Linked DNA regions of Homo sapiens: region 1 is linked to region 2. The links are chromatin loops, found by intact Hi-C in ENCODE. Cell type or tissue: ascending aorta. All regions are shown on one strand.

Region 1 (5,000 bases), 80 kb before region 2:
CTCAGTGGAAGTCACTGGTATGAGGCCAGCATGGGGAGGGAGAGGGCAGAGAAGTAGAACCCAGACTATATGAGAAAGCAAGTAAGGGGAGTCTGGAGCCACTGGGAAGGGCAGAGGTTCCCAAGGCCAGGGACAGAAGTGGGTACCCCCTAGCCCATTTGTGTCTCCACCCATGCATCTGTCCAAATGTTTCTGCCCCTCCCAGGAGGTCTTTTCATGTAACTGCCTCAAGGACCCTGGACTCTGCTCACCCCCCCACCACTCTGCCTGGCCTCCTGCTGATGAGGACTCTAAGTTCCCAGGATACAAAAGGGGTGGCAGTGTATGGTTCAGGAATGCTGAATATGGGAAGCAGGGGTGCTTGTGACCCTAATAAATTCCAAGTCCTCTTCCCTGCCACCTCCGGCTCTTCTTGTGTCCAAGCCCTCAGACCCTTCCCCACCTCCCCCTCCTTTCCCTTTCCCGAAGGATTGTTCCCTTTCTCTGCCTGGTCTCCCAGGGCAACCCCCGCCGCCGGGTGTGAGAGGAAAGAGTATGTGTCACTGTGTATGCGTGACACTCCGGGTCTTTTTGAAGGGAGGGGTTCGTGCGTCACCCCTTTCCACTGGTTCTGCAGCACCAGTCCCCTCCCCCCAACTCCCTGGGTTCTTATGGTCCCCAAGGGTGATTTGTTCATGGCCCCATCTTGGTGTCCAGTCTGGCCTTGAAAGGGGGTCTTGGAACAGGTGGCCCTCCCCCACCCCTCTCCTTTCTCTGAGTCCCCCCCTCCCCTTTCTCTCCACCTTACAATAGCTGCAGCCGGCCTGGGGTCGGATGGGGGGGATTAGGGGAGGGGGCCAGGATTAGGGGAATGAACCAGCCGATGAAAGGGGCTGGAGAGAGCAGGAGGGAGGGGGCTGGGAAGAGGAGGAGGAAGGGGAGGGGGGTCTGCGCTAATCGACTCTGGCGCCCACATAAGGACTGGCCACGGACTGAAGGAGAGGACAGGGAAGTAGGGGGGAACTGGGGTGGGGGGCGAGGGCACCCACTGCTGCCTTGTCCCAGGGACAGGCCACCCCCTGGCAGCCGCAGCCCAAGTCCGGGAGCCTCAGCTCGGGCGGGGACAAGATGCCCATCAGGGTCTCTAACTGCCCCCCACCCCCTCGCCCTGTATCCCTCTCATTCCCTACACTCAATGGGGATCGCTCTGCCCCTTCCTCTTCTCTTTCCTCCCCATCCCCTTCGTTTACTCTAGAGTCCTCGAAGAGGCTTCTGCCCACTTCCCACTCCAGACATTCTGCCCCTGTGTACCCCACCCACACGCGCACCCCCCCTTCCCAATGGGAGCTCCATCTTGTGTATGTCCCTGTTTCCGCGTGGTGTCTCCATTCCCCCTTTCCTCCCGTGCGCCTCCCTCCCTTCCCCGCCCCGGGCCGCGGCTCCTGATTGTCCAAACGCAATTCTCGAGTCTATGGCTCCGGCCGAGAGTTGAGTCTGGACGTCCCGAGCCGCCGCCCCCAAACCTCGAGCGGGAGAGCGGGTCGGAGGGTCTAGGGAGAGCCAAAGCAGAGGGTGGAGGGAGTCCCCAGGGTGGTAAGGGGAATCCCGGGCACATCGGGACCTAGGTGTGTTCTCAGGACTAGAAGGCTAAAGCGGCAGATCTTTTGCAGCCTTTTCCCCCGGGATCCTGGAATGGGGGTTACGGAGAAGTGAGGGGGGTTGATCCCCAGAGTCGCCAGGGTACGCAGAGTGGGGGAGGTAGCCCTTTTCACGAGCCCTCTGTCCCCTCCTGGGGTCCCAGATATTCCAGGCCCCGGCCCCCCGGAGCTGAGGCCCCGCGTGGGGGCCTCTGGAAGGGAACCGAGGCTAAGGTTGTTGGCCGCGCGACGGTGCTGGGCCGGGGGCGGAGACCGTGGTTCCCTAAGTGGCGCAGAACTCCCGGGACGCAGGATCCTCACGCGGGACGAGCCCGTCCCGTGGGCGGGAGAACCGCGGCGTCCACGTCCCGTCCCACCCGCGCCGCGAATGGTGGGTGACGTCTCCGCCGGCGGGGGGAGCGGGTGTAGCGGAGGAGCAGGCGGAAGTGACGTAGGGCCCCAGCGCCCGGGCCATGGCGGCGGCGGTGGCGGGAGCTGCTGTCTGAGCAGCGGTTGCGGACCGAGCGAACTTGGCCCAGGAGCCCGGGCCTAGGGAGAGGCGCGGCGGCGGCGGGAGCGCGAACGGCTGGAGCTGGGTGAGGGGCAGTGCCGGCGCGGGGGCGGGAGCGGGGGCGGAGAGGGGCGCTTCTGGAGGGGCGGGGTCTACGCGAGGGGCGGCCCCCCTGACGCCCTCCTCCCCTTCCCCCCACCCCCAGCCTTCTTCGCCTTCTCCTCGGCTGTGGAGCCCTGGTGGGGGGTCTGCGCCCGGTCACCATGACGACGCCGGCGAATGCCCAGAATGCCAGCAAAACGTGGGAACTGAGTCTGTATGAGCTGCACCGGACCCCGCAGGTGACAGGCATTCTCCCTTTCAGGCTTACCCCCTCCCCCAAACCCTTATATCCACAGACCGCATCACACAGCTTCTTTTCCGTAATTTGCTCTATTCTGCCTTGCCTGGCCCTACCTTTGAATCACCTTAATCTTTCCAAAGCACTTTCGCATTTAGCTCATTTAATCCTCAAAACAGCCCTGCCAGAGAGGTGGAACAAGTATTATTATCTTCATTTGAAAGATCACAAACACAAAAATTACCTTCCCTGTTCCTCATTCAGTGTCATAAGTCAGTGCACATAAGACTCACTTTGGGAGTTTATTAAAAGCAGAGCTTCATGCCCCCCAACATTCTGATTCAGTAGTGAATTGGGTTCTCAGAATCTGAATTTTTAACAGGCACCCTATGGGGTTCTAATACAGGTAGCACCAGGACTTTAAAAAATTTTGTTGAATAGTTTTTCCCAACCACAGATTTGTGCCATCTTCACTCCTAGGCCACTTAGCCACCTCAGATCCTCCTATTCCAAAGCTCCTACTCTTAGTTAATGGACACTAAAGTCTGTCTTTTCTCCATTTGCTCCAAGTCATCAGTCCTTCTCTTTCTCAGAATTCTTGTCTCCTATAGAGACCAACATGGGTCTTCTCACTGTATTTCTCAAAATTCTTATTTTATGGGCTGCTGTTTCTAAAACCCCTTTCCCTCTAACCCACACCACCTTTCTACTCACTGATGCCTTCAGGAAGCCATAATGGATGGCACAGAGATTGCTGTTTCCCCTCGGTCACTGCATTCAGAACTCATGTGCCCTATCTGCCTGGACATGCTGAAGAATACGATGACCACCAAGGAGTGCCTCCACAGATTCTGCTCTGACTGCATTGTCACAGCCCTACGGAGCGGGTAATAGGAGAGACATGTTTGAGATGAGATGAAGGGGTACAAAGTTAGGGCCCTCTCACTGGTCTTGGTTCAGCCTAGGCTTCAGTTCCCTTGACTGACCACTCAGGGCTTCCCTTCTCCTACCCCAGGAACAAGGAGTGTCCTACCTGCCGAAAGAAGCTGGTGTCCAAGCGATCCCTACGGCCAGACCCCAACTTTGATGCCCTGATCTCTAAGATCTATCCTAGCCGGGAGGAATACGAGGCCCATCAAGACCGAGTGCTTATCCGCCTGAGCCGCCTGCACAACCAGCAGGCATTGAGCTCCAGCATTGAGGAGGGGCTACGCATGCAGGCCATGCACAGGTGTGAGGGTCAGGAGAGAAGCAGAACTGATGGGATGGGTCCGTGGGTCAGTCCTTGTTGCCTGCTAGCTTCTAAGCCTCAGCATCCTAGGAGCTGACCACAGACTGATCATTAGGGCTGGAAATCATGGGTGTAAATTGCAGTTTCTTAGTAAACAACTGGCCCTGCTCTTCTTAAGAAAAATATAGGGCTGGGCACAGTGACTCACATCTGTAATCCCAGCACTTTGGGAGGTGAGGATGGGAGGATCACTTGAGCCCAGGAGTTTGAGACCACCTTGAATAACATAGGGAAATCTCATCTCTACAACAAATTAAACATTTAGCTGGGCATGGTGGCACATGCCTGTAGTCCTACCTTCTTGGGAGGCTGAGGTAATAGGATCACTTGAGCCTGGGAAGAAAGTGGATGTTGCAGTGAACCATGATCACACCACTGCACACTGCACTCCAGCCTGCTGGGCGACAGAACAAGGCCCTGTCACAAAAAAAAAAAAAGGAAAAATGTAGTTTACCCCATGACTTTCTAGAAGTTAGAACAGTAGAGCGATTTTGAGAATAAGCCCCGGATTCATACTGCTGGAAGTTAAATCACCTCCTAGGCCAGCATCTCTCAGTCTTTCATGTGTATCCAGATTACCTGTAGATCTTCAGATGCAAACTGTGATTCAGTAGGTCTAGAGTTGGGCCCGAGAGTCTGCATTTCACAAGCTCACAGGGGATGTGTATGCTGCTACCGCACTTTGAGAGGTGACAGCCTATGATCACTAACAAGTTACTTAACCTCTCTAAGCCTCAGTTTCCTCAGCCATAAAATAGAGGTAATATAATTACCTGTGTCATAGGATTCATTGTATTAGGTAAGGGGATTGGTGCAAAACACTTAGTATACTGAGTGCTTAGCACATTGTGTTTAATAAATATTAGGTATCGTCATTAGGATTTTTCTTATCTCTTAATTCTCTGAAGTTTAAAGTCTAAGCCCTTTATCCTGGATGCCTTCTAACCTTAACCACTTGCTTCTACAGGGCCCAGCGTGTGAGGCGGCCGATACCAGGGTCAGATCAGACCACAACGATGAGTGGGGGGGAAGGAGAGCCCGGGGAGGGAGAAGGGGATGGAGAAGATGTGAGCTCAGACTCCGCCCCTGACTCTGCCCCAGGCCCTGCTCCCAAGCGACCCCGTGGAGGGGGCGCAGGGGGGAGCAGTGTAGGGACAGGGGGAGGCGGCACTGGTGGGGTGGGTGGGGGTGCCGGTTCGGAAGACTCTGGTGACCGGGGAGGGACTCTGGGAGGGGGAACGC
Region 2 (5,000 bases):
TATGAAATATGCCTATACTTGCAAGGCCCATCCGTGGTAACACTGCGATTTAAACCTGGGCATCCTGGCTTTAGACTCTGTGCTCCTAAAGCACACTGCCTTCCACACCTTTCTGCCCACCTATGACTCCTAACACCTCACCCCACCAGTGACTTACGTGCCTGTAGAATCTACTGCCACAGCCCGGACCCCACCACGATGACAGAGAATCTTTGCCAGTGGCTCCTTCATAGCTGGACTCCATAAAGACACAGTACCTGGAAGAGAAGAAGAACCAAAGTTGCTAATACACACCTAAGCCTGAGGTTACTAAACATGGGAAAGATGGGAACTCAAGACCAAGAGATAACAAAAAAGGGAAATAAAAGGGTAACTTTAAGGGACTCATGAAGTACAAATATAGAAGAAAAGCAAGTCAGGATGGTCAGAGTCAAAACTAAGCCAGGTACTGACCATTGCTGTGTCCGAGATGGATGACGGCATTGTAAGGGTTCTGACTCATAACATCGAGCCGCCCAGCTCGAGCATTCAGAGCTGCCACAATCTTCCCCACTGACACATCCAGGTAGGTTAGAAACCCTGTTTCTGACTGAGAGAGAAAGACAGAGAGAATGACCCAGTCCTGATTGCCCTCTGTATTCCCTCTGCTGGGGTCCTAAAGGAGAGGTGGTCATCCCAAGGGCTTCCAACCAGTTCCTGAGCTCCATGGCCACTCACAGCTGTAGCCAGGAGGAAGTGGAAGGGCAGGAACTCAAGCCGTGTTACTCGGTCACAGCGGCGGATACAGTGGAGCTCAATGCCCTGATTGTCATAGATGTGGAGCCAGCGGTTCTGAGCAACAGCAAGCAGTGCCTCAGAATGGAGAAACCTGGGGGAGAGGAAGAGTGGTTCAATTGGGAAATGAGGTCACAGGCTATCATTCAATCAGGAATGGACTATCTCACCCCAACTGACCGCTGACAGTGAGGCCACTGACCGGATGTCCCGCACCGCCTCCATGACGTTGATCTCGCACATAAGCTTCTTTGTTACCCAATCAAGGGCAGCCACATGACCTCGGCGCCCTCCAAAAGCCAGGTGTCTGTTGGAGGTGAGGGGCAGGCAGGGTGTTAAGGCAGGGGACCACCGACTCAGACAACTTGAGGTCTGCCCCACGCCAGCCCCATCTCTCCAGGCGGGCAGACACATGTTGCTGTAGGTGCTTACCCTCACACCCAAGCAAATCGAAGGACCCTCCCCTCATCAGCAACCCAAACATACACTGGGAATGGCTGAAGTGGTTAAGGAAACACATCTTAGTTCAAGAGTCACTAGAATTCAACCTTACCTTCCAGTTCGAGAGTAGTTTAGTCTGTAGGGTCCAAACTGCCGCAGATTCAAGTCAAAGTGCTGGGAAAGAGAAGAGTGAAAAAAAAGAGTGCCCTGCAGTAACGCCTTCTTCTAGCCCCCATTCCTCTATTGTCCTGCACCACCAATCAATCCCTTGGCTCCTTTACCTCCTCAGGCTCACCTTGGCTGCACTTGCAATGTCCACAGCCTCCACAATGTCAGCCTGGCATATCTTTGCTGTGTCTTCCCCATCCTCCCCTTCCAGAAACCTGAAAGCAAGGGTTAGGATGGCAGTAAAGCTTCCCAATATGAAGCAAGTATACCAACATAAAAACGAGAAAAGACAGTCCCAAAAGGCAGGGAATGGGGGTCCAGATTAGGGCTCACTCACCCAGGTTCTTCAGCAAGCAGCAGCTCAGAACGAGCAGCTTTGATACTTGTTTCCTCTTCCTCAGCTTCAGCCACCTCAAGTCGGCTTCGAGTTTTGGCTTTAGAATGTGGTAGCTGTAACATTGTTGGTGGGGAGGAGTGGCAGAAGAACCACAGGATAAGTGGGGTCACAGGAGAGCTACCTGTCCCAGCCTCCATCCAACTCACCCAGACACTCCCTGCCTCCAGCACTTCCCAACTCTCCGGCTGGACCTCACCTTTCGGGATTTGTCAATGCGACAGAACTTCTGGACCACTTCCACAGGGACGGGGGCGGGGCCTGGGAATGGATCTTGGGTCTAGGGGAAAGGAGGACGCAATTAGCAGACAGCCTTGGATTGACCCCAACCCTCTCACTCTCAAGGAACGAGGCGGCCTGCCTCGCCACCCATCAGGTCCCACGCTCACCCCGGACAAGCCGCGCTGGGACTCCGGGTTCTTCCATTCTCGGGGTTTCTTCGGGACCTGAGGCTTCTTAGAGATCCGAGACTTCTTTAAGATGTAAGCATTTTTTGGTCTCTGAGGACGGAGCTCCCGATTCTTCTTGTTACGAGGAGGCCCTGGAGAGGCTCCGGCTGTGGTCGGAACGGTCTCTTCCTCCCAGTATCGCCGCGGTTTCTACAGGCACATCAGGAACTCCGCACTCACGCCCCGCCCCCCGACCCCACAGCTAAAAACTTCGTTTCCCACCCAGGGAGGCCTCTACCTTTCTCTTGGTCTGAAGTTTGTCTTTCTTGGGCGGGACATCCTTGCCCGGCTTGGGGGCTGTCTCCATCTCGCCCACCCGAACGGCGATCCACGTGCAAAACTCCTCTCAGCTGCCACACAGTCGGCTTGAAAACTCCCGGAAGCCCTCTGTCCTTCATCCAATCAGCAGCGTACCAGGTATGAAGCTCTCTAGGTGCCATCTTGAGTGAGGGCACGCTCTCCTTAGAGGGGCGGAACAGTTTTTGGCACCTTATCGCGAGCGGCAGCTTATGCAAGAGTGATTTAAAAAAGAAAGGCAGGTCCGGAGCCAGGGGCTAAGTAGCGGTGCGGTTTCTTTTTCTGGATTAGTTTCCCCATCTTGCCTAAAAATGTCCTAGTCTAGTCTTTTTAGCAGAACTCCACTCCCTAAACATGTCAGAACTACACTTCCCATCAAGGGTCAGAAAGAAACTTCCGGCACAGTCTTTTCCCAGCATTCCTTGTTTACTTCCGGGTTTATTACTACTGAAGGAAGAACGTGAGTAGGTTAGGATTTCGGTTGAGAGGCTTGGGGTCTTGCGTTTCGCCCACCATCTCCTGGGGACAGGGTGGAGTCGATATCCGGGACGGGGGGGAGGTTGCGGTGCCCCTCAGGGCTACCTCTCAAGAGTGCTATCATTTCCGCAGGCCAGATCAGAAAAGGGAGCTCAGGTACCTTCCAGAGAGTGAGACCCAGCGCCCTTGTCTCGCACCCAGTAGGCTTTCATCCCCGCCATGGCGGAGCTGATCCAGAAGAAGCTACAGGGAGAAGTGGAGAAATATCAACAGCTACAGAAGGGTAAGGGAACAGGGTCGGTATGGTCTCGCCCAATGCACTTACAACCCAAAGCCATTACCGAGATAAGGTTTGTTGCCCCATCTGGGCCCTCGCGTGCAGAGACTTCCCCGCCTCAGTCTCAGTACTCTTCCCTGTTCACTCACCCGCTGCCCCCATCCTTTTCTGCTTCCTCAGATCCATATCCACCTGACTAGGATTGTGGGGATAGGTGGCACATTTGATGTTTCTAAATTGCCTTTCCTCTCATCCCCAGACTTAAGTAAATCCATGTCGGGGAGGCAGAAACTTGAAGCACAACTAACAGAAAATAATATCGTGAAAGAGGTGAGGGACTGGGATTTGTGGGGCGAGGAGGGACCTGTACTAGCCATGGTTCTGATCACATATGTCCCATCCCTCCATCAGGAACTGGCCCTGCTGGATGGGTCCAACGTGGTCTTTAAACTTCTGGGTCCGGTGCTAGTCAAACAGGAGCTGGGGGAGGCTCGGGCCACAGTAGGGAAGAGGCTGGACTATATCACAGCTGAAATGTGAGTTTTTATTCCACCACCGTGTGCTGCACCCTGTGATGCAAGTGAACCATTGGAGTAGAGGTGTTGAACCATTGCAGAACAGCTCTCCATAGTGGCCCCTAGTCCTCCAGTTCCTCCAACCCTTTCCTTCCCTTTTAACCCCCCTTCTTCTCCCTCCCCTGGATCTCAAGTTTTCCACCTATCTCTTTCTTGCGTTTAGCACTCTCCATAGTGAGTCCTACTAATTTCTCCCTTTCTGCTTGTCTCCCTTGTCTCTCCTTAGTAAGCGATACGAATCCCAGCTTCGGGATCTTGAGCGGCAGTCAGAGCAACAGAGGGAGACCCTTGCTCAGCTGCAGCAGGAGTTCCAGCGGGCCCAGGCAGCAAAGGCAGGGGCTCCTGGCAAGGCCTGACCCCATGGTGGGGGGAGGGGAGGGGAGGGGAGGGAATGAGGCAGCTCTAGGATCTATACTGTAGCTAATAAAATGTAAAAACACCTGGCTCTGTTTCCTGACCAGGCACTTCTGTCATATCCCCACAGCCCCTTCCACCTTAACACACACCACCTGTATTACCCCCTCAGGTTCAAACTCTTGCACTTGGAATCTCTTTGTGGCACAGTGTTCTTTCTTGAAAGTGAAATCCTAAATGTCTTCAAACCTACTTCTTGCCTGTATATACAACCCTTAACTCTCCCTCATCTTGGTTGGCATGATTCTTTTGGAAGGGCATTTGCAACATACCATATTGCTAGGAATGTCGGTTTAATTGAAAAAGAATACACAGTTCTCTAACCTGAGGCCCCAGGATGAAATGTGGTTACCCTCCTTGCCAACAGCCCTGGCATCTCTATTAGTACTTTTCAGCCTCTGTCTTCCTAGAATTTGCTTGAATGTAGCTTTAAACTGACTTAAAATCCCAGCATGTAATGCTTTATGGTATTATAAGTCCTCCCAAGTTTATATGTTGTCCATAAAGTTGTTCTGCCATTTCCTTGTCCTAAAATTGTTTTATACACATTTGCAGCAAGGGACCAGTGGTAGAGAGGTTACTGGAGAGAAACTGTTCTGAGGAAACTTTTTTCACCAATACCTCACTTTTTGCTCTGTTCATGGGGACAGAAAACATTGTGCCCCTTCCTGTTCCATGGCATCTACCTTCAGCCAATTCCCCACCCCCACTCATAGCAGCCAGTTCATATGTAC

The links. A loop is a pair of places that touch in the nucleus more often than their neighbours do. Peaks named below come from ENCODE experiments on the same cell type or tissue, not always from the same donor. Only the 100,000 strongest peaks of a DNase experiment are listed, where the experiment ranks them.
Region 1: it touches region 2 in a loop (6-fold over the local background); 27 of 110 quality-filtered maps call a loop at or near these places.

Annotation. Positions count from the first base shown.
Region 1 is chr6:33,206,433-33,211,432 of GRCh38, forward strand. HSD17B8 (hydroxysteroid 17-beta dehydrogenase 8) reads left to right here. Exons shown (of 9, transcript NM_014234.5): 8 at 1-17; 9 at 206-399. The coding sequence ends at 222. It overlaps RING1 (ring finger protein 1), which reads left to right and starts at 2,068. Exons shown (of 7, transcript NM_002931.4): 1 at 2,068-2,212; 2 at 2,333-2,468; 3 at 3,194-3,354; 4 at 3,483-3,698; 5 at 4,726-5,000. The coding sequence starts at 2,391. MIR219A1 (microRNA 219a-1) reads left to right here and starts at 1,403; the gene lies at 1,403-1,512. In ascending aorta, no CTCF peak of the experiment used is centred here; DNase peaks (open chromatin) are centred at 599, 1,409, 2,019, 2,379 and 1 weaker place; H3K4me3 peaks cover 2,261 bases; H3K27ac peaks cover 1,617 bases.
Region 2 is chr6:33,286,638-33,291,637 of GRCh38, forward strand. WDR46 (WD repeat domain 46) reads right to left here and starts at 2,602. Exons shown (of 15, transcript NM_005452.6): 1 at 2,465-2,602; 2 at 2,167-2,376; 3 at 1,977-2,057; 4 at 1,721-1,833; 5 at 1,511-1,598; 6 at 1,328-1,389; 7 at 977-1,081; 8 at 718-868; 9 at 454-589; 10 at 158-257. The coding sequence starts at 2,533. It overlaps PFDN6 (prefoldin subunit 6), which reads left to right and starts at 2,964. Exons shown (of 4, transcript NM_001185181.3): 1 at 2,964-3,283; 2 at 3,537-3,607; 3 at 3,689-3,813; 4 at 4,079-4,296. The coding sequence starts at 3,220. The coding sequence ends at 4,208. It overlaps MIR6873 (microRNA 6873), which reads right to left and starts at 652; the gene lies at 590-652. It overlaps MIR6834 (microRNA 6834), which reads left to right and starts at 3,608; the gene lies at 3,608-3,688. RefSeq lists enhancers at 595-1,128, 1,129-1,662, 2,197-2,730. In ascending aorta, no CTCF peak of the experiment used is centred here; DNase peaks (open chromatin) are centred at 2,654 and 2,914; H3K4me3 peaks cover 2,763 bases; H3K27ac peaks cover 1,808 bases.